2 separate regions of the Homo sapiens genome follow, and region 1 is linked to region 2. Evidence: read pairs that join two places in POLR2A ChIA-PET (ENCODE). Cell type or tissue: OCI-LY7. All regions are shown on one strand. Links, peaks and the distances in the headings refer to the core of each region. The heading gives the core; the rest is flanking DNA. Region 1 has its middle 19 kb from the start of CIMIP2B. Region 2 has its middle 11 kb from the start of SIT1.

What was found. ChIA-PET counts read pairs that join two places held together with the same protein. Peaks named below come from ENCODE experiments on the same cell type or tissue, not always from the same donor. Only the 100,000 strongest peaks of a DNase experiment are listed, where the experiment ranks them.
Region 1: POLR2A ChIA-PET joins it to region 2 with 7 read pairs; 4 of 35 experiments call an interaction of 5 or more read pairs at or near these places.

The regions. Positions count from the first base shown.
Region 1 is chr9:35,577,829-35,587,699 of GRCh38, forward strand. No RefSeq gene overlaps it. Among named protein-coding and RNA genes, the nearest start is that of CIMIP2B, 19 kb to the left of the region's middle. In OCI-LY7, for the core only: no CTCF peak of the experiment used is centred there; no DNase peak of the experiment used is centred there.
Region 2 is chr9:35,634,817-35,644,687 of GRCh38, forward strand. It overlaps a transcript of CD72 not described here. Among named protein-coding and RNA genes, the nearest start is that of SIT1, 11 kb to the right of the region's middle. In OCI-LY7, for the core only: no CTCF peak of the experiment used is centred there; a DNase peak (open chromatin) is centred at 4,115; H3K4me3 peaks cover 472 bases; H3K27ac peaks cover 3,555 bases.

The sequences.
Region 1 (9,871 bases), core at 3,079-8,078, 56 kb before region 2:
ATCCCTATGAGCCAACTCAAATTCGGCCTTTAAAGTTTACGACAATAGGGATGAAGCAAAAGAGGTTAAAAAAAAAAAAGAAAAAAAGAAAGAGCCAAAAAGTGCAATTGTTAACAGTTACTTTAAGCCCCCTGCCATCTCAGAATTACCCATCCCAAGAAAGCGTTGCGAGATCGGCATCTGGGATGCCCAGAAAAGATCCCTCGACTCACTGGTCCCTGGGCCACGATCAGTGTGCCTACTATAAGCAAAAAGGCCACTGGCAATCACAGCATCCTAACCATCCCCGGTGAGAGAGGAAAAGGCTCCCTATCAATAGTAGAGCTAACCTTCCACTAGCCCCAACAAGTTGCTTGCTCAAGTAAGGTTACTAAAGTTCTCAGCCCCTTGGCCTAACTGACAGCTTCCCACAGTGGCAGATAAGTGGCTGCCCAAACATTTCTCTTTGGTGTCTTGGCTGCTGGGTGAGCTCTCCAGCAGCTCAGGGACTCCAGAATCTCCCCTTGAGCAATGCAGGTTGCACCTTCCCTTCCTTATTTGATGCTATAGGATCCCCTTCCCTGCCTCTTCCTGTCTTCCAAACCTATCTGGGCAAACAACATTTGGCTAGGTAGATGGGTTCCAATTGTGAAACTAACTTGAATCCAGCTGTCTTATATAAGTCGTTTTATTTAATGTGCTTGTTTAGGTGTATATACAGGTATGGTGATGAGCATTGTGTCTAGCATGCTATCAAATTGGCTTATAAACAAACAAGCACTCATAAATAAGACTAGTCTAAGCTTATTAGTTTGAAGAGGATGTTGTGTCTTCTAAAATTTAAGAATTTTTACATAGGTAAATCACTGATGTTCATAGGCTTTAAAATGGTTAAAATGGCTTTAAATGGTGACTAGCTTTGCATGGTATCTTGGTTCTGGGAGGTGGGCTAGATACAATTGTTAAAAGTAAAAAGGTTAAGTATATATGAATGGAATACATGCTTAAATAGTGAGCTTAATGTGAGGTTTAAAATCCTAAAATGGTGGAATGGTTCTCATCCATTGAATGCCAATGTCTGATGGGCATTTCAGAATTTCTTTTTAACTTTTGTGGGTACATAGTAGGTGTATATATTTCTGGGGTACAGGAGATGTTTTGATACAGGCATGCAATGTGAAATAAGCACAACATGGAGAATGGGGTCCCCATCCCCTCGAGCATCCTTTGAGCTACAAACAATCCAATTACACTCTTTATTTTAAAATATACAATTAAATTATTGACTATAGTCACCCCATTGTGCTATCAAATAATGGGCCTAATTCATTCTATTTTTGTACCCATTCACCATCCCCACCCTCCCCCAGCAATTCCCCACTACCCTTCTGATATGGTTTGACTCTGTGTCCCCACCCAAATCTCAGGTTGAATTGTAATTTCCAGTATTGGGGGAGGGACCTGATGGGAGGTGACTGAATCATGAAGGCGGATTTCCCCCATGCTGTTCTCATCATAGTGACTCAGTTCTCACAAGATCTGGTGGTTTAAAAGTGTGTAGCACTTCCCCACTTTGCTAACTCACTCTCATACCACCATTGTAAGATGTGTCTTGCTTCCCCTTTGCCTTCCACCATGATTGTAAGTTTACTGAGGGCTCCCTAGCCATGTGGAACTGTGAGTCAATTAAATCTCTTTTCTTTATAAATTACCCAGTCTCAGGTAGTTTCTTTATAGCATTGTGAAAACAGACCACAGAAAATTGGTACCAAGAGTAGGGTAAAGATACCTGAAAATGTGGAAGTGACTTTAGAACTGGGTAATGGGCAGAGTTTGGAACAGTTTAGAGGGCTCAGAAGAAGACAGGGAGGTGTGGGAAAAGTTTGGAACTTCCTAGAGATTTGTTGAATGGTTTTGACCAAAATGCTGATAGTGATATGGACGGTGAAATCTGAGATGGTAATCTCAGATGGAGATGATCAGATGGAGATGAGGAATTTATTGGGAACTGGAGCAAAGGTCACTCTTGCTATGCTTTAGCAAAGAGACAGGTGGCATTGTGCCTCTGCTCTAAGGAATCTGTGGAACTCTGAACTTGAGAGAGATGATTTAGGATATCTGGTGGAAGAAATTTCTAAGAAAGAAAGTGTTCAAGATGTGACCTGGCTGCTCCTAACAGTGTACAGTCATATGTGTTCACAAAGAGATGGTCTGAAATTGGAACTTATGTTTAAAAGAGAAGCAGAGCATAAAAGTTTAGAAAATTTGCAGCCTGATTATGTGGTAGAAAAGAAAAACCCATTTTCTTGGGAGAAATTCAAGCTGCTGGCTGCAGAAATTTGCATAAGTAGAGAAGAGCCAAATGTTAATCACTAAGACAATGGGGAAAATGCCTCCAGGACATTTCTGAGATGTTCACAGCAGCCTCTCTCATCACAGGCCCAGAGGCCTAGAGAGAAAAATGGTTTCATGGGCTGGGCCTAGGGCCCCACTGCTCAGTGCGGCCTCAGGACATGGTACCCTGCCACTTCAGTTCCAGCCATGGCTCAAAGGGGCCAAGGTACAGCTCAGGCTGTGGCCTCAGAGGGTGCAAGCCCCAAGCCTTGGTGGCTTCCATGTGGTGTTGCACCTGTGGGTGCACAGAAGGCAAGAGTTTGAAAGCCACCACCTAGTTTTCAGAGGATGTATGGAAATGCTTGGATGTCCAGGCAGAATTCTGCTGCAGTGGAGGGCACTCATGGAGAATCACTACTAGGGCAATGTGGAGAGGAAATGTGAAGTTGGAGCACCCCCCCCCACAAGAGTCCCCACTGGGGCACTGCCTAGCGGAGCTGTGAGAAGAGGGCCACTGTCCCCCAGACTCCAGAATGGTAGATCCACTGACAGCTTGCACCATGTGCCTGGAAAAGCCACAGGCACTCAATCCCAGCCCATGAAAGCCCCCCAAGGGGCCATACCATGCAGAGTCACAGGGGTGGAGCTGTCGAAGGCCTTGGGAGCCCACCTTTTGCATCAGTATGCCCTGGATGTGAGACATGGAGTCAAAGGAAATTATATGGGGGCTTTAAGATTTAATGATTGCTCTGCTGGGTTTTGGACTTGCATGGGGCCTGTAGCCCCTTTGTGTTTTTGTTGTTGTTGTTGTTATTTTTGGTTTTTTTTTGAGATGAAGTCTCACTCTGTCACCCAGGCTGGAGTCCAATGGCATCATCTCGGGTCACTGCCACCTCTATCCCCCAGGTTCAAGCGATCTTCCTGCCTGAGCCTCCCCAGTAGCTAGGAATACAGGTGTGTGCCACCACTCCTGGCTAATTTTCATATTTTTAGTAGAAACATGGTTTTACCATGTTGGCCAGGCTGGTCTCAAACTCCTGACTCAAGTGATCTACCCACCTTGGCCTCCAAAAGTGCTAGGATTATAGGCGTAAGCCACTGTACTCGGCTGTTTTGGCCAATTTCTACCATTTGGAATAAGAGCATTTACCCAATGCCTATACCCCCACTGTATCTTGGAACTACCTTGTTTATTTTACAGGATCATAGGCAGAACAGACTTGCCTTGTCTCAGATGAGACTTTGGACTTGAACTTTTGGGTTAATGCTGGAATGAGTTAGGACTCTGGGGGACTATTGAGAAGGCATGATTGTGTTTCAAAATGTGAGAAGGACATGAGATTTGGGAGGGGCCAGGGCGGAATACTATGGTTTGGCTCTGTATCTCCACCCAAATCTCATATTGAATTATAATTTCCAATGTTGGGGGAGAAACACGGTTGAATCTTAGGGGCGGATTTCCCCCAGGCTGTTCTCACGATAGTGAGTTCTCATGAAATCTGATGATTTAAAAGTGTGTAGCACTTCCTCCCTCGCTCTCTCTCTCTCCTGCCATGTAAGATGTGCCTTACTTCCCCTTTGCCTTCTGCCATGATTGTAAGTTTCCTAAGGCTTCCCCAACCACGTGGAACTGTGAGTCAATTGAACTCTCTTCTTTACAATTACCCAGTCTCAGGTACTCTTTGTTTTGTTTTGTTTTGTTTTGGCAGAGTCTCACTCTGTTGCCCAGGCTAAAGTGCAGTGGTGCAATCTTGGCTCACTGTAACTCTTCTTCCCAGGTTCAAGTGATTCTTGTGCCTCAGCCACCTGAGTAGCTGGGATTACAGCCATGTGTTGGGAACTGGTCCCCAAATCTGGCCATAAACTGACCCCAAAACTGGCCATAAACAAAATCTCTGCAGCACTGTGACATGTTCGTGATGGCCATGATACCCACACTGAAGGTTGTGGATTTACTGGAATGAAGGCAAGGAACACCTAGCCCACACAGGGCAGAAAACTGCTTAAAGGTGTTCCTAAACCACAAGCAATAGCATGAGCGATCCGTGCCTTAAGGACATGTTGCTGCTGCAGATAACTAGCCAGAGCCCATTCCTTTGTTTCGGCCCATCCCTTTGTTTCCTGTAAGGAATACTTTTAGTTAATCTATAATCTATAGAAATAATGCTTATCACTGGCTTGCTGTCAATAAATATGTGGGTCAAACTCTGTTTGGGGCTCTCAGCTCTGCAGGCTGTTGAGTCCCCTGATTTCCCACTCCACACTACATATTTCTGTGTGTGTGTCTTTAATTCCTCCAGCACGGCTGGGTTAGGGTCTCCACGACGGAGCTGGTCTCAGCAAGTGGGGCTCGAACCCAGATCGAAGGGTTGCCGGAGCAATGGTTGGAGAATGTGGAACTAAGCTGGAGGACACCCAAGTACTCTTAAGCAATCCCTGTAGTGAGTAAGAAGGGGAGCTCAGAAGCATCAGGGTAACAATGGGACAAGTGTGGGCTCTGGTTCGTCCCACCTTGGAACCTTTTCACACTGATGATGAGGAGGAAGGAGAGTATAACAAAGTAACAGAAAAGGTAACAGAGCAGGTTTGTTTGCCAGCTAAAGCTAAAGAGGCAAAGGAGGAAGAGTTCATCCCTACCTTTCTGCACTCCCTCCTTATTTTGAAGAAAAAGAGCAGCCTGACCCTCCAGATCTTTCTTTTACGGAGGACACTGGGCGAAAAGTAGTTGCCCCAGTGACTGTTCGAGCAGCTCTTCGAGTGACTGCTGTCAGTTCTATTCAGGCAGGAATCCAGCAAGCTAGAAGAGAGGGTGATATAGGCCGGAACTGGTGGCTCACACCTGTAATCCCAGCACTTTGGGAGGCTGAGGTGGGCGGATCACGAGGTCAGGAGATCGAGACCATCCTGGCTAACACAGTGAAACCCCGTCTCTACTAAAAATACAAAAAAAATTAGCCGGGCATGGTGGCGGGCTCCTGTAGTCCCAGCTACTGGGGAGGCTGAGGCAGGAGAACGGCATGAACCTGGGAGGCAGAGCTTGCAGTGAGCAGAGATCGTGCCACTGCACTCCAGCCTGTGTGACAGAGTGAGACCCGTTTCAAAAAAAAAAAAAAAGAAAGAAAAGGAGAGGGTGATATAGAGGCTTGGCAGTTCCCTGTTAGGATATACCCCCCAGATCAACAGAGAAATATTATAGCTATATTTGAGGCTTTTCTCTTTAAATTACTTAAAGAGTTTAAACAGGCTATCAGTATGAACCAGGTATATGCCTGAAGTGTAAAAAAGGAAAACATTGGGCCAATCAGCATCATTCTAAATTTGATAAGGATGGAAACCCAATTTCGGGAAATGCCATGAGGGGCCCGTTCAGGGCCCGTCCCAGGCCCGTTCCAAACCGGGGCATTTCCGGCTCAGGCCATTCCCTCACCCCTATACAATGTCTGTCCCCTGCCACAGCCGGTAGTGCCGCAGTAGATTTATGCTGCACAAAAGCTGTGGAGCCTTCTGCCTGGGGAACCTCTGCAAAAAAGTTCCAACAGGGGTCTGTGGACCCTTGCCAGCTGGGACAATAGGATTACTTCTAGACAGGTCTAGTTTAAATTTAAAAGGAGTGCAAGTACAAACAGGAGTCACTGATTCACATTACAATGGGGAAATTCACGTTGTTATATCTACTTCTGTTCCCTGGAAAGCAGAGCCAGGACAGCATATAACACAACTCCTGATTGTGCCATATGTAGAAATGGGGAAAAGTGAAATTAAATGAACAGGAGGATTTGGAAGCACAAATAAACAAGGCAAAGCAGTTTATTGGGTGAATCAAATTACTGATAAACATCCTACCTGTGAAATAACTATTCAGGGAAAGAAATTTAAAGGTTTGGTAGATACAGGAGTGGACGTTTCAATCATTTATCTACAGCACTGGCCGTCCACGTGGCCAATTCAACCCGCTCAATTTAACATAGTTGGAGTTGGTAAAGCCCCTGAAGTATATTAAAGTAGTTATATTTTGCATTGTGAAGGGCCCAATGGACAACCTGGACTATTCAACCAATTATAACTTCTGTACCTATAAATTTATTACAACAATGGGGAGCACAAGTTCTAATTCCAGAACAATTATACAGCCCTCAAAGTCAACATATGATGCATAAAATGGGGTATGTTCCTGGTACGGGACTAGGAAAAAATTTGCAAAGTTCGAAGGAACCGCTTCAAGCGGAAAGACAAATTTCCCACCAAGGTTTAAGATTATTATTTTTGATGGCGGCCATTTTTAAGCCTCCAGAACCTATACCTTTAAAATGGTTAATGAATAAGCCAATTTGGATAGAACAATGGCCACTGAGTAAAGAGAAACTGGAGGCTTTAGAGGACTTAGTTACTGAACAATTAGAAAAAGAACACATAGCTCCAACATTTTCCCCTTGGAATTCTCCAGTTTTCATAATTAAGAAAAAATCAGGTAAATGGAGAATGTTAACTGACTTAAGGGCCATTAATTCAATTATACAACCTATGGGGACATTACAGCCAGGACTGCCTTCTCCTGCTATGATTCCAAAAAACTGGTCTTTAATAGTCATAGATTTAAAAGACTGTTTCTTTACTATCCCCTTAGCTAAGCAAGACTGAATGGTTTGCATTTACAATTCTTGCAGTAAACAACCTGCAGCCTGCTAAGCATTTTCATTAGAAAGTGTTGCCTCAAGGCATGTTGAACAGTCCAACAATTTGCCAGACTTATGTAAGACAAGCAATTGAACCGACTCGTAAAAAATTTCCACAGTGTTACATTACTCATTGTATAGAAGATATAATTTGTGCTGCCCCCACTCGAGAAATATTACTCCAATGTTATGATCACTTGCAAAACTTGATTTTTCCTGCCAGTTTAATTATAGCCCCTGACAAATTTCAGACTACTACTCCTTACTCCTACTTGGGGACCTTAGTAAATGACACTACAATTGTGCCACAGAAAGTAACCATACGTAGAGATCAATTGAAAACATTAAATGACTTTCAAAAATGACTAAAGACCATTAATTGGACACAACCTGCTCTAGGCATTCCTACCTATGCCATGAGTAATCTATTTTCTATCCTTAGAGGAGATCTTAGTCTCACTAGCCCTCAACAATTAACAAAGGAGGCTGAGGCAGAGTTACAGCTGATTAAAAAGCAAGTCCATAAGGCCTACCCGGAAAAATCTCACTGCCTCTCCCCAGACTATTACTTGTTAGATGGAACTCTCCCCCACTTAATGGGTTCCACCTGAACCCCCTCACTGCTATTATGTGGACCTGGAAAGTTGGGTATCTATACTTCTAGTGCACTAATGATTCTATCTTTGGCACCCAGTGTTGTGTTAATGACACAAAAGCCAAGTTTCCTGCAATGCTCTGATCCAGCCTTAGTTGCCAAGTTCCCAATGCCACAGCAAAGTAAATGGGATAGAACTTGTAAGCAATGAGACCATCTATGGTTCCTTCCCCTGGATCAGAACATACAGGAGAAAAAAAAAAAGGAACACATGGGAGAAAAACAACTATTTAGTCTGGGAAGGTGGGAGTACCTCCTCCCCTTTTGGAAAACAAAGATTGTTCAACCACCCCAATTAGAACAGGGAAAAATATCTCTATAGACACAACTTGGCAGCAAAGGGTAGGCATCGCACCCCGTAGGGACCCTGTTTGTGCTCCAACTGGGCTTGTTTTTGTTTGTGGCCATGAGTGGGAAGAAGTCATGCCCTGTAACCACTCCTGACTCCCTGGGGAGTCACCTGTTCTTTTAAGAATAGCTTTCCCTTGTATATCAAAAACATGAAACAGAGGTGACTGTATGTTGGCCACCCTTTCCCCTCCAGGAGTCACACAGTCTATAACCCCGTAAGACCCAAGAACACCAGAAATAAATGAGCAATAGTGTTACTGGTTGAGGGTAGTTGTCCAGGTTCTTGGCGTTTTGAACAAATAATCAGACAAAACACACAAAGCAAGGCAGTAAAAGCAGAAACTTATTTTAAGTAAAAGCACACCCCATAGGGTAGGAGTGGGCTCAAGCAAGTGGCTCAAGAGCATCAGTTACAGAATTTTCTGGGGTTTAAATACCCTCTAGAGACCAGGCGTGGTGGCTCACACCTGTAATCTCAGCACTTTGGGAGGCCAAGGCGAGTGGATCACCTGAGGTCAGGAGTTCCAGACAAGCCTGACCAACATGGTAAAACCCCATCTCTACTAAAAATACAAAATTAGCTGGGTGTGGTGGTGCATGCCTGTAATCCCAGCTACTCGGGAGGCTGAGGCAGGAGAACTGCTTGAACCTGGGATGCAGAGGTTGCAGTGGGCCAAGATCACACCACTGAACTCCAGCCTGGGCAACAAGAGCAAACCTCCGTCTCAAAAACAAAATAACACAAAACAAAAAACTACAAGTTTGGAAAACATATTGGAGGGAATAATTGAGGAAAACTTCCCTGGCCTTGCTAGAGATCTAGACATCCAAATACAATAAGCTCAAGGAATACCTGGGAAATTCATCGCATGAAGACTATCACCTAGGCACATAGTCATCAGGTTATCTAAAGTCAAGACAAAGGAAAGAATCTTAAGAGCTGTGAGGCAATAGCATCAGGTAAACTATAAAGGAAAACCTATCAGATTAACAGCAGATTTCTCAGCAGAAACCCCTACAATCTAGAAGGGATTGGGGTCTTATTTTCAGTCTCCTTAAACAAAACAATTATCAGCCAAGAATTCTGTATCCAGCAAAACTAAGCTTCATAAATGAAGGAAAGATAGTCTCTTCCAGACAAACAAATGCTGAGAGAATTCGCCACTACCAAGCTAGCACTACAAGAACTGCTAAAAGGGTCTCTAAATCTTGAAACAAATCCTTAAAATACACCAAAATAGAATCTCCTTAAAGCATAAATCTCACAGGACCTATATGACAATAATACAATAAAAAAAGGTATTCAGGCAAAATGGCATGACGAATAGACTAGTACCTCATATCTCAATACTAACATTGAATGTAAATGGCCTAAATGCTCCACTTAAAAGATACGGAATGGCAGAATGCATAAGAATTAACCAACCAAATTTCTGCTGTCTTCAGGAGACTCACCTAGTACACAGGATTCACATAAACTTAAGGTAAAGGGGTGGAAAAAGATATGCCATGCAAATGGACACCAAAAGCAAGCAGGAATAGCTATTCTTATATCAGACAAAACAAACTTTAAAGCAACAGCCATTTAAAAAGACAAAGAGGAACATTATATAATGATAAAAGAACTAGTCCAACAGGAAAATATCACAATTCTAAATATATATGCACCTAACACTGGAGTTCCCAAATTTATAAAACATGGTCATCTCAATAGACACAGAAAAAGCATTTGACAAAATCCAGCATCCCTTTATGATTAAAACCCTCGGCAAAACTGGCACAGAAGGGACATACCTTAAGGTAATAAAAGCCATCTACAACAAACCCACAACCAACATTACACTGAATGGGGAAAAGTTGAAAGCGTTCCACCTTAGAA
Region 2 (9,871 bases), core at 1,643-6,642:
ATAGTGTGTTCCATCTGTTTCAAGAGTCCTTATTTAGCATATATGTTACACCTCATAAACAGACATGGTTCGTTGCTCCCCACTGGTTTCTTGCTTCTTCTCTTCCCCTGTCTTGAAGTCTGTGTTAGGATTCATTTGTTGTTTATTAGAGTCTCTTCTCAAAAGTATTTCTCAGATGAGGTACTCAGTGATTTTTGCAAATCTTTTTTTCTTCCTTGGCTGGGTATAGGTTGCAGGCCTTTTCTTTCATTAGCCCACATTCCATCTGGGGGTCTTTTAACTTTCAGGGTTGCAGATGAGAAAAAATAACTTGCTTTCTGCCTTAAAGTATGTAAGATTTCCTATATTCTTAGAGTTTTGGAATTTTTGCCTATATGTAGCTGAGTGTGTGTCTTTTCGTTTCAATTGGAGCTGGAATCATTCTTTCTTCAGCTTAGAGAAATTTCATCTATTATTTAATTATGATCTCTCCTCTCTTGTTCCTTTTTCTCCTGGAACCCACAGCATTTGCAGGTTAAGTCTACTCTATCTGTTCCAGGCTTCTACCTTCTACCACATATTTGCAATTCTATATTTTTGTGCTAGATTTTGAGACTTTTTTTCTATTTAATTTTCTAGACCTATTTTGGGGTTTCAGCAATGACTGTCCTCTCCTTTGATTTATCAATGGAAATTTTTAGTTCTGAGATCACATTTTCTAGTTCAAGGAAATCTTTTGTGTTTGAGCTTCACACATATCTCTTCCAGGCTCTCATTTTTTCTGTCAGGGATTCAGCTGTCTCTGCCAGCAGGTTCCTCTGCCCTCTGGTTTTTCTGCATTCTCCCAGCCTCAAGGGCTGAGAAATTAAATCCACCATTAGTTTTGCTGGTAGTTAAGACCCAGAAGAGTCATGATTGTCCTTGGGAAGCAGGCTGTCTCTGAGACTTGCTTTCTTCCTGAAAGTCCTTGCTTTTGGCTCTGAGGCTGTTTTCCAGAACTTGTCTATAAGGAATTCTCTCTGCTTGGAGCCCAGAGGAGCCCACTTAAAGTTTGTCACCTATAGCTGGAGTTGTCAGAGGGGGTGTGGAATGGAGAACCTCACTAGAGTTTCCTAGAATTCTCTTGCTCTAAGAGGTCTAAGTATCACTATTAACAAATAAAAAGTCACCAAAACACTTAAAGCCAGGAAGTGTTGAAAGTAGTTACCTCTGGGAACTATGACTGGGAGTAGGAATTGGAATTGGGGGAGAGAGGTTTTTACTTTTATTTTTTCCCCTATGCTAGGATTTCTCACCCTCAGCACTATAAATTTTGGGTGAGAAATTCCTTATTGTGAGTAGCTGACCTGAGTTTTGTAGGTTGTTTAACAGCATCCTTGACCTCTTTCCACTACCACCCCCTCCCCAGTTGTGAAAACCAAAAATGTTTCCAGACATGCCCTAAATGTTTCCTGCAGGGGGTGGGGGCAAAGTCACCCCTGGTTGAGAACCACTGTTGTGTAGCCTTTGGTTCTATTTGACTTTTTTTTTAACCACGTGCACATTATTTCTATAATTAAACATTTAACTGAGGTCACAAGACCGAAGAGGAAATATGAAGCTGTTATAAGGAACCAGAACAACTAAGTAGAGAATATACAGTAAAGGATAGGGAAGCAAGTTAGCAAAGTGGGAAGAAATGGAATATAAATAAAAGAAGTAGAAATGAAGAAATGAGAATCACTTAAATCTGTTCCCTCCTTGTAACAAAACCAAGCTGGAAGTTTAAACCCATCTTTGAGAGACTGCAGAGCAGGGCCAAAGATGGAGAGACCCTGGCCACATCGCTTCCAAAGACCCTCTTCACCTATAAGTAATTTCTTAAGAACTTTCTGGCCGGGCGCAGTGCCTCACGCCTGTAATCCCAGTACTTTGGGAGGCCTAGGCGGGTGGATCACGAGGTCAGAAATGAAGAGAGTATCTGAGTCTTGGAACTAGAGGAGCAGGATCCTGAAGTCCCACATAGTCCTGTCACTGAGGTCCCTGTCAGGCCTCTGAGCCCAAGAAAAGCCATTATATCCCCTGTGACCTGCACGGATACATCCAGATGGCCTGAAGCAACTGAAGATCCACAAAAGAAGTTAAAATAGCCAGTTCCTGCCTTAACTGATAACATTCCACCATTGTGATTTGTTTCTGCCCCACCCTAACTGATCAATTGACTTTGTGACAATACACCCTCCCCACCCTTGCGATAAGTACTTTGTGATATTCCCCCACCCTTGTGAATGTACTTTGTACGATACACCCTCCCCACCCTTAAGAAGGTACTTTGTAATATTCTCCCCACGCTTGAGAACGTACTTTGTAAGAAGATCTACCCCCTGCCCGCAAAAAATTGCTCCTAACTCTATCGCCTATCCCAAAACTATAAAAACTAATGATAATCCCATCACCCTTTGCTGACTCTCTATTCGGACTCAGCCCGCCTGCACCCAGGTGAAATAAACAGCCTTATTGCTCACACAAAGCCTGTTTGGTGGTCTCTTCACACAGACGTGCATGGCATTTGGTGCTGAAGACCCGGGACAGGAGGACTCCTTCGGGAGGCGGGTCCCCTGTCCTCGCCCTAACTCTGTGAGGAGATCCACCTACAACCTCGGGTCCTCAGACCAACCAGCCCAAGGAACATCTCACCAATTTCAAATTGGGTAAGCGGTCTTTTCACTCTCTTCTCCAGCCTCTCTTGCTACCCTTCAATCTCCCTCTCTTGCTACCCTTCAATCTCCCTGTCCTTCCAATTCCAGTTCTTTTTCCTCTCTAGTAGAGACAAAGGAGACACATTTTATCTGTGGACCCAAAACTCCGGCGCTGGTCATGGACTCAGGAAGACAGCCTTCCCTTGGTGTCTAATCACTGCGGGGATGCCTGCCTGATTATTCACCCACATTTCATTGGTGTCTGATCACCACGGGGATGCCTGCCTTGGTCATTCACCCACATTCCCTTGGTGGCAAGTCAATTGTGGGGACGCCTGCTTTGGCTGCTCACCCACATTGCAGCCCAGGGCTGCTCATCACCCCCTGCTCCGTGTCTCTACCTTTCTCTTTAAACTTACCTCCTTCACTATGGGCAACCTTCCACCCTCGATTCCCCCATCTTTTCCCTTAGCCTGTGTTCTTGAAAACCCCTTCAACTCACACCTGACCTAAAACCTAAATGCCTTATTTTCTTCTGCAATACCACTTGGCCCCAATACAAACTCGAAAATAGTTCCAAGTGGCCAGAGAACGGCACTGTCAATTTGTCTATCCTACAAGACCTAGATAATTTTTGTCGAAAAATGGGCAAATGGTCGGAGGTGCCGTACATCCGGGCGTCTTTCACACTTCATTCTCTCCCTAGTCTCTGTTCCCAATGCGACTTGTCCCAAATCCTCCTTCTTTCCCTCCCACCTGTCCCTTCAGTCCCAACCCCAAGTGTTGCTGGGTCTTTTGAATCTTCCTTTTCTACCGACCCATCTGACCTCTCCCCTCCTCCCCAGACTGCTCCTCCTCAGGTCGCTCCCCACCAGGCTGAATCAGGCTCCAGCTCCTCTTCAGCCTCCGCTCCCCCACCCTATAACCCTTCTATCACCTCCCCTCCTCACACCCAGTCTGGCTTACAGTTTTGTTCTGCGACTAGCTCTCCCCCACCTGCCCAACAATTTCCTCTTAGAGAAGTGGCTGGAGCTGAAGGCATAGTCTGGGTACATGCGCCTTTTTCTGTATCAGACTTTTCCCAAATCAGCCAGTGTTTGGGCTCTTTCTCATCAGACCCCGCTAAATATATACAGGAATTCCGATATCTAACTCTGTCCTGCAAGTTAACCTGCAGTGACTTAAATGTCATCCTGACTTCCACCCTCTCCCCAGATGAACAGGAAAGAGTTTTTTCTCTAGCCCAGTCTCACGCTGACAACCGCTGGCTTCATGAGCCAGGCCTCCAGGAAGGCATCAGAGCAGTTCCCCGAGAGGACCCCCAAAGGAACTATCAGGCAGATTCCCCAGGTATAGCTAGGCGAGATTACATGATTTCCTGCCTAGTTGAAGGGCTTAAAAAGGCAGCACACAAAGCTGTTAATTCTGACAAGCTAAAGGAAACTACCCAAGGTAAAGGCGAAAACCCAGCCCAGTTCCTGGCCCGCTTGGCAGCAACCCTTAGACGCTTTACCGCCCTAGACCCAGAGGGGCCGGAAGGCCGCCTTATTCTTTTTTTTTTTTTTTAGATGTATTTTACTTTTATTTTTTTAATCTTTGGGCACAAAGATTTGACACATTATTTCAAAAGAATACAACTACTCATCCAGTAGGAATAAATTCAACAAACATTAATTGATGAGCAAAGTACTGGCTTTAAAAAAATAAACTAAGTAAATTTTTTTTCCCTTGGGTAATAAAATAATAATAAAAGAAGAGACATTGGGTTAAGCACCCTTAGGGCAAAATAAAAATGCAATTGGTTTCTCAAAAACTTGCTTTTGACATCTCAAAAAAAGTCATGCTAGGGAAATGAGCTAAGAAAGCACATTGTTATTTGTACGTGGTAGTGTGACATCCTTGCCATGTTGAAGGTAAGACCATCTAAAGGTCAAGACAGTACACAGAGACTATAAAAACAAAATTGAAATAAAAAGCAGGATAATAAAATGAAAGGAAAAGTAGAAACTGCCAGAAAGAAGCAGAAGCAGCACAACTGTCAAGGAGACAGTGTAAATTCAGATGCCATCAAGCTTTACCACAAAGAGATAAAGGAAAAGGCCAATTTTGATGACAAATGACAAAGTGTAACATCCAAAGAGAAATGGAGAAAAAAGAGGTCATCTGTCCTCCTGTGAACATTTGAATAGTTCTCAGATACACTTAGTTTGAGCAGAATTATGTGATTACTGAGTTCTTCCCTCTCTGCTTGGCAAAAATGATGGAAGTCTTGTCTCCAATTTTAACCCTATTTGCCTTTTTGCAACAATATGGCAGGTTGTTTACATGCTGGCTGGGGAAAGGGAAACTAAGAGTAAAAACCAACCAGTTGTTACTTTGCAAAATGGAAATGTAACTCTGAGGATTAAGCAATCTTGACTGCTAACAAAATTAATTCCTGAACACCATGAAAAAGGAAAAAATACATAGAAATTGATATTTTAAACGTTAAATATTCAGCAGTTTCTCTTATTTGGCAAAATCTTTTTGAAGCAAAGCTGATCTCATTTTGGTTTAGATCACATCAAAGAATTTCCACCAAAAATGACTGAATTATTGCTATTTACTAAAATGGTTTTCATTCTGTGACATTTTTCTGTTTCAACCAAAATTGGTGTACTAAAAGCCATTTCTGGCACTGACCATCTACAGTTAGTGCAGACTCCATAAGTTAAGGGCTTAATCCTTCACAAATCTTCTCTTCAGATTCCAGCTGTACTTTGGGGGTCCCCAGGTCACCCACACTTCTGAACAACTAGCTATAAATTTGGTGATTCCCATGACCCTGTTAGTGTTACCGTGGGTCTTTGCTCACAGAGCTCCCAAGATGGTGGTGAGCCGCTTCCAAGATGGTGGCAAGCCTTGTGTTCTCTGACTTGGGGTTCTTGGCCTCACGGATTCCAAGGAATGGAATCTTGGGCCATGCGATGAGTGTTATAGCTCTATTAGAAGCCGTGGGTCACGGAAGAGAACTGTGGAACCCAGTGACTAGTGTTCAGCTCGATTAGGACGAACCCAGGCACTTAGCCGTGCAAGAACAATGGGAAGCCTTTAGCACGATCGGGAGTGGCAATGGGAGTCTCACTGGGTCAGGAGCACAGCAGACACCCTGCCGGATCTGGAGGGATGGGAGTCAGCAGCAGGATGGGAGTCAGCGGCAGGTCTGCGACAGTGGCAAACAGCAGTGGTGGACGGGGAGCGAAAGCTCAGCTCGAGCCGTAACAAACATGGACCAGAAGAGTGCAGTTGCAAGATTTAATAGAGTGAAAACAGAGCTCCCATACAAAGGGAGGGGACCCAAAGGGGGTTGCCATTGCCGGCTTGAATGCCCGGGTTTATATCCCGATCCTTGTCCCTCCTGCTGTGCTCTCAGGCAAAAGGTGATTGGCTATTTCTTTACCTCCTGTTTTTGCCTAATTAGCATTTTAGTGAGCTCTCTGATTGGTTGGGTGTGAGCTAAGTGGCAAGCCCCATGTTTAAAGGTGGATGCAGTCACCTTCCCAGCTACGCTTAGGGATTCTTAGTCGGCCTAGGAAATCCAGCTAGTCTTGTCTCTCAGTGCCCCCTCTCAACAGGAAAACCCAAGTGCTGTTGGGGAGGTTGGCTGATGACCGCTGTAACTGCTTCCTGCTGAATTGGGGCATAGTAGGGGTTGCACAGTTGAGATTTCCTCGGGGGGGGTGCCTTCGATGTCATTAACATCGGAGCATGGGCTAGCAGGCTGGTCCAGGGGTCTGTGGTGGATCTTAGTCATGGACTGCATCTGGGGCTCCATTTGAAGAACCATTTGTAGTTTTACAGTTTCAATTCTGGAAGAGACAAACTTAACAAGGAGGTTAAAGATACAGGGATTGAAATGTATGGCCTGCAGTGCAGGGAATTACTTCTTTGGCACACTTTACAGGCCCTGACTATCTGCTTGATAGTTTTGAAAGACCTGGTCCAGTAAATAATAATTTGGCCATCTGATGGGTGCTATCAATGCCTAAGTGAAAGATTTGGTGAAGGGTTTAAAGTAATTTCCATTGGTTAGCTGCAGGCATAAGTATTTTTCCTTCTTCGGTGGCTAGCCATCTTGAGGAGAGGAAACTATGTCTTCTTGAGGTTCCTCATTCTATTTCTTCTTCTGAGTACTGGGGCTTGGTTTCCTGGAGGGGATTACCTCATACTAGGGGTCCTTCTATAAGCATTTCTAATGGAGGGTCCTGCCTTGTGGCTCTTTTGGCTTCAATATCTGCTTGGCGGTTCCCTTCTATTTCCCTTTCCTTTCCTTTGTGGTGACCCCGGCAGTGTAAGACTGTCACCTCTTTAGGTTTCTGTACAGCCAATAGTAATCTCCTAATGGCTTCCAGATGTTTGATAGGTGTTTCCTTGGAAGTTAGGAATTCCCTTTCTCTCCATACTGCTGCATGGGCATGGAGGACTAGGTGAGCATACTTAGAGTCTGTATATATATTTACCCTTTTCCCTTCTCCTAATTCTAGTTCCCGAGTGAGGGCTATTAGTTCTGCCAGCTGAGCACTAGTTCCTGGAGTGAGGGGATTACTTTCAAGTATTCCATTATCACTAACCACTGCATACCCTGCTTTTCAAAGCCCTTTTTCTACAAAGGAACTTCCATCAGTATACAAGTTGAGGTCGGGATCAGTCACGGGAACCTCTAAAAGGTCCCCTCTAGCGGCACTGGTTTGAGCAATTACTTGTTGACAGTTATGTTCTATCTTTTCTTCATTGTCTGGAAGAAATGTGGCTGGGTTAAGAGTTGCACAAGTGCACAGTCGCAGCACTGGCCCTTCAAGTAATACAGCTTGATATTTAAGTAAATGGTTGTCTGACAGCCACAAGTCTCCTTTAGCAGTGAGTATGCTGTTTACATCATGAGATGGCCACACAGTAAGATCACCTGTATTATTTTAACTGCTTCAGATACTAAGACTGCTACTGCTGCCACTATCCGTAAACAATGGGGCCAACCCTTTACCACTCCATCAATTTCCTTACTCAGGTATGCCACGTGTTGCAAGCTCATCCCTCGGACCTGTGTAAGGACTCCTAGAGCTATTCCTGTTTCTTCTGTGACATATAAAGAAAAGTCTTGCCCCATTGGCAAGCTTAACACTGGGGCTTGGGTTAGGGCCTTCTTTAGGGCCTGGAAAGCCGCTTCTGCTTCAGGTGTCCATCTTACTAAATGGGTATTGGCTTTCTGAGTTTCCTTAATTAGTGTATATAATGGCCTGGCTATTTCGCTGTACCTGGGAATCCATATTCGGCAGAAGCCTGTTATGCCAAGGAACCCTCTTAGTTGCTTTTGGGTTGCCGCCTTATTCTTAATATGCATTTTATCACCCAATCTGCTCCTGATATTAGGAAAAAACTCCAACAATTGGATTCCGGCCCTCAAACCCCACAACAGGACTTAATTAACCTTGCCTTCAAGGTGTACAATAATAGAGAAGAGGCAGCCAAGTGACAAGGCATCTCTGAGTTACAGCTACTCGCCTCTGCTGTAAGACAACCCACAACCACGTCTCCAGCACACAAAAACTTCAGAACATCCAAGCCACAGTTCCCAGGGGCTCCTTCAAAACCTCCTCGTGGACCTGGCTTCAAATGCCAAAAGCCTGGCCACTGGGCCTGAGAATGCCCACAGCTCGGGATTCCTCCTAGGCCGTGCCCTGTCTGTGTGGGCCCCCACTGGAGGTTGGACTGTCCGACTCACATCGCCACCATTCCTAAAGCTCCTGGAGCTCAAACCCAACGTTCCTTGGCTGACTCCTTCCCACATCTGCTCGGCTTAGCAGCTGAAGACCGACACTGCCCAATCGCCTTGGAAGCCCCCTGGACCATCACAGACGCGCGTGACAGTCCCCAGCACTGCAGAGATCTGAGATCCAATAACAGTCTGCAGAGGTCTACTCACACCATAGCCACTGCTCTGGGATTCCCATTCCATTTAGGCCTCCTGATTGCCCCATGTGTCCTTACAATAAACAACGCTTCACTTAAAGACTTGATTCCTTACAAACAAAGGCCTGGTAGACTAAGCGCGCCGAGTCAAAGAGATGGCCCCCAACTATGTGTTCCCAGTACTAGATTGACTTCTTAGTGCCACACGTTAAGGATCAAGCCGAAAGGGAGTGATGAGTAAGCTGCAAATAAAGTCTGTAAAAGAACTATAGAAGGGGCCGGGCTGGGTAACTCACGCCTGTAATCCCAACACTTTTGGAGGCGGAGGCAGGCAGATCACCTGAGGTCAGGCATTCAAAACCAGCCTGGCCAACATAGTGAAACCTCATCTCTACTAAAAATACAAAAATTAGCCGGGCGTATTGGCACGCCCCAATAATCCCAGCTACTCCAGAGGTTGGGAGGCTGGGGCAGGAGAATTGCTTAAATCTGGAGGTGGAGGTTGCAGTGGGGCCAAGATCGCACCATTGTACTCCAGCCTGGGTGACAGAGAAAAACTCCGTCTCAAAACAAACAAACAAACAAACTGTAGAAGGCACTTTAGAACGCTTCTCCTGAAAAGGAAAAAAAAAAAAAAGAAAGAAAGGCCAGGCATGGTGGCTCATGCCTGTAATCCCAACACTTTGGGAGGCCAAGGTGGGTGGATCATGAGGTCAGGAGTTTGAGACCATCCTGGCCAACATGGTGAAACCCCATCTCTACTAAAAATACAAAAAATTAGCCAGGCATGGTGGCGAGTGCCTGTAGTCCCAACTACTCTGGAGGCTGAGGCAGGAGAATCGCTTGAAACCAGGGGTGGGGTGGAGGTTGAAGTGAGCCAAGATCACACCGCTGTATTCCAGCCTGGGCAACAAGAGTGAAACTCTGTCTCAAAAAAAAAAAAAAAAAAAAAAAAAGACCTAGGTTATTTGTAAGGACTGGCTCCCAATTCCTCCAGGGCTGTCAGACCAGTATCGACAGAACCAGTGAGACAAGTAACAAGGAAGCCAACTTTGGTTCCAAATTTTAAAAGTTCTATCAATCAGAAAGATTGGAAGAGAGTCCTTGGAAAGGTAGTGAGGTCCTTACCAAGGAGAGGTTCAGCTTCTGGAAGTGTTCAAGAAGAAATCATAGGGCAGTTCCTGCAGTGGGTGTAACTTTGGGCCAGATCTGTCAGCCTCCTTTTGGCTATATGATTCTAGAAATTTATAAGCTAGACAAGGGATCTG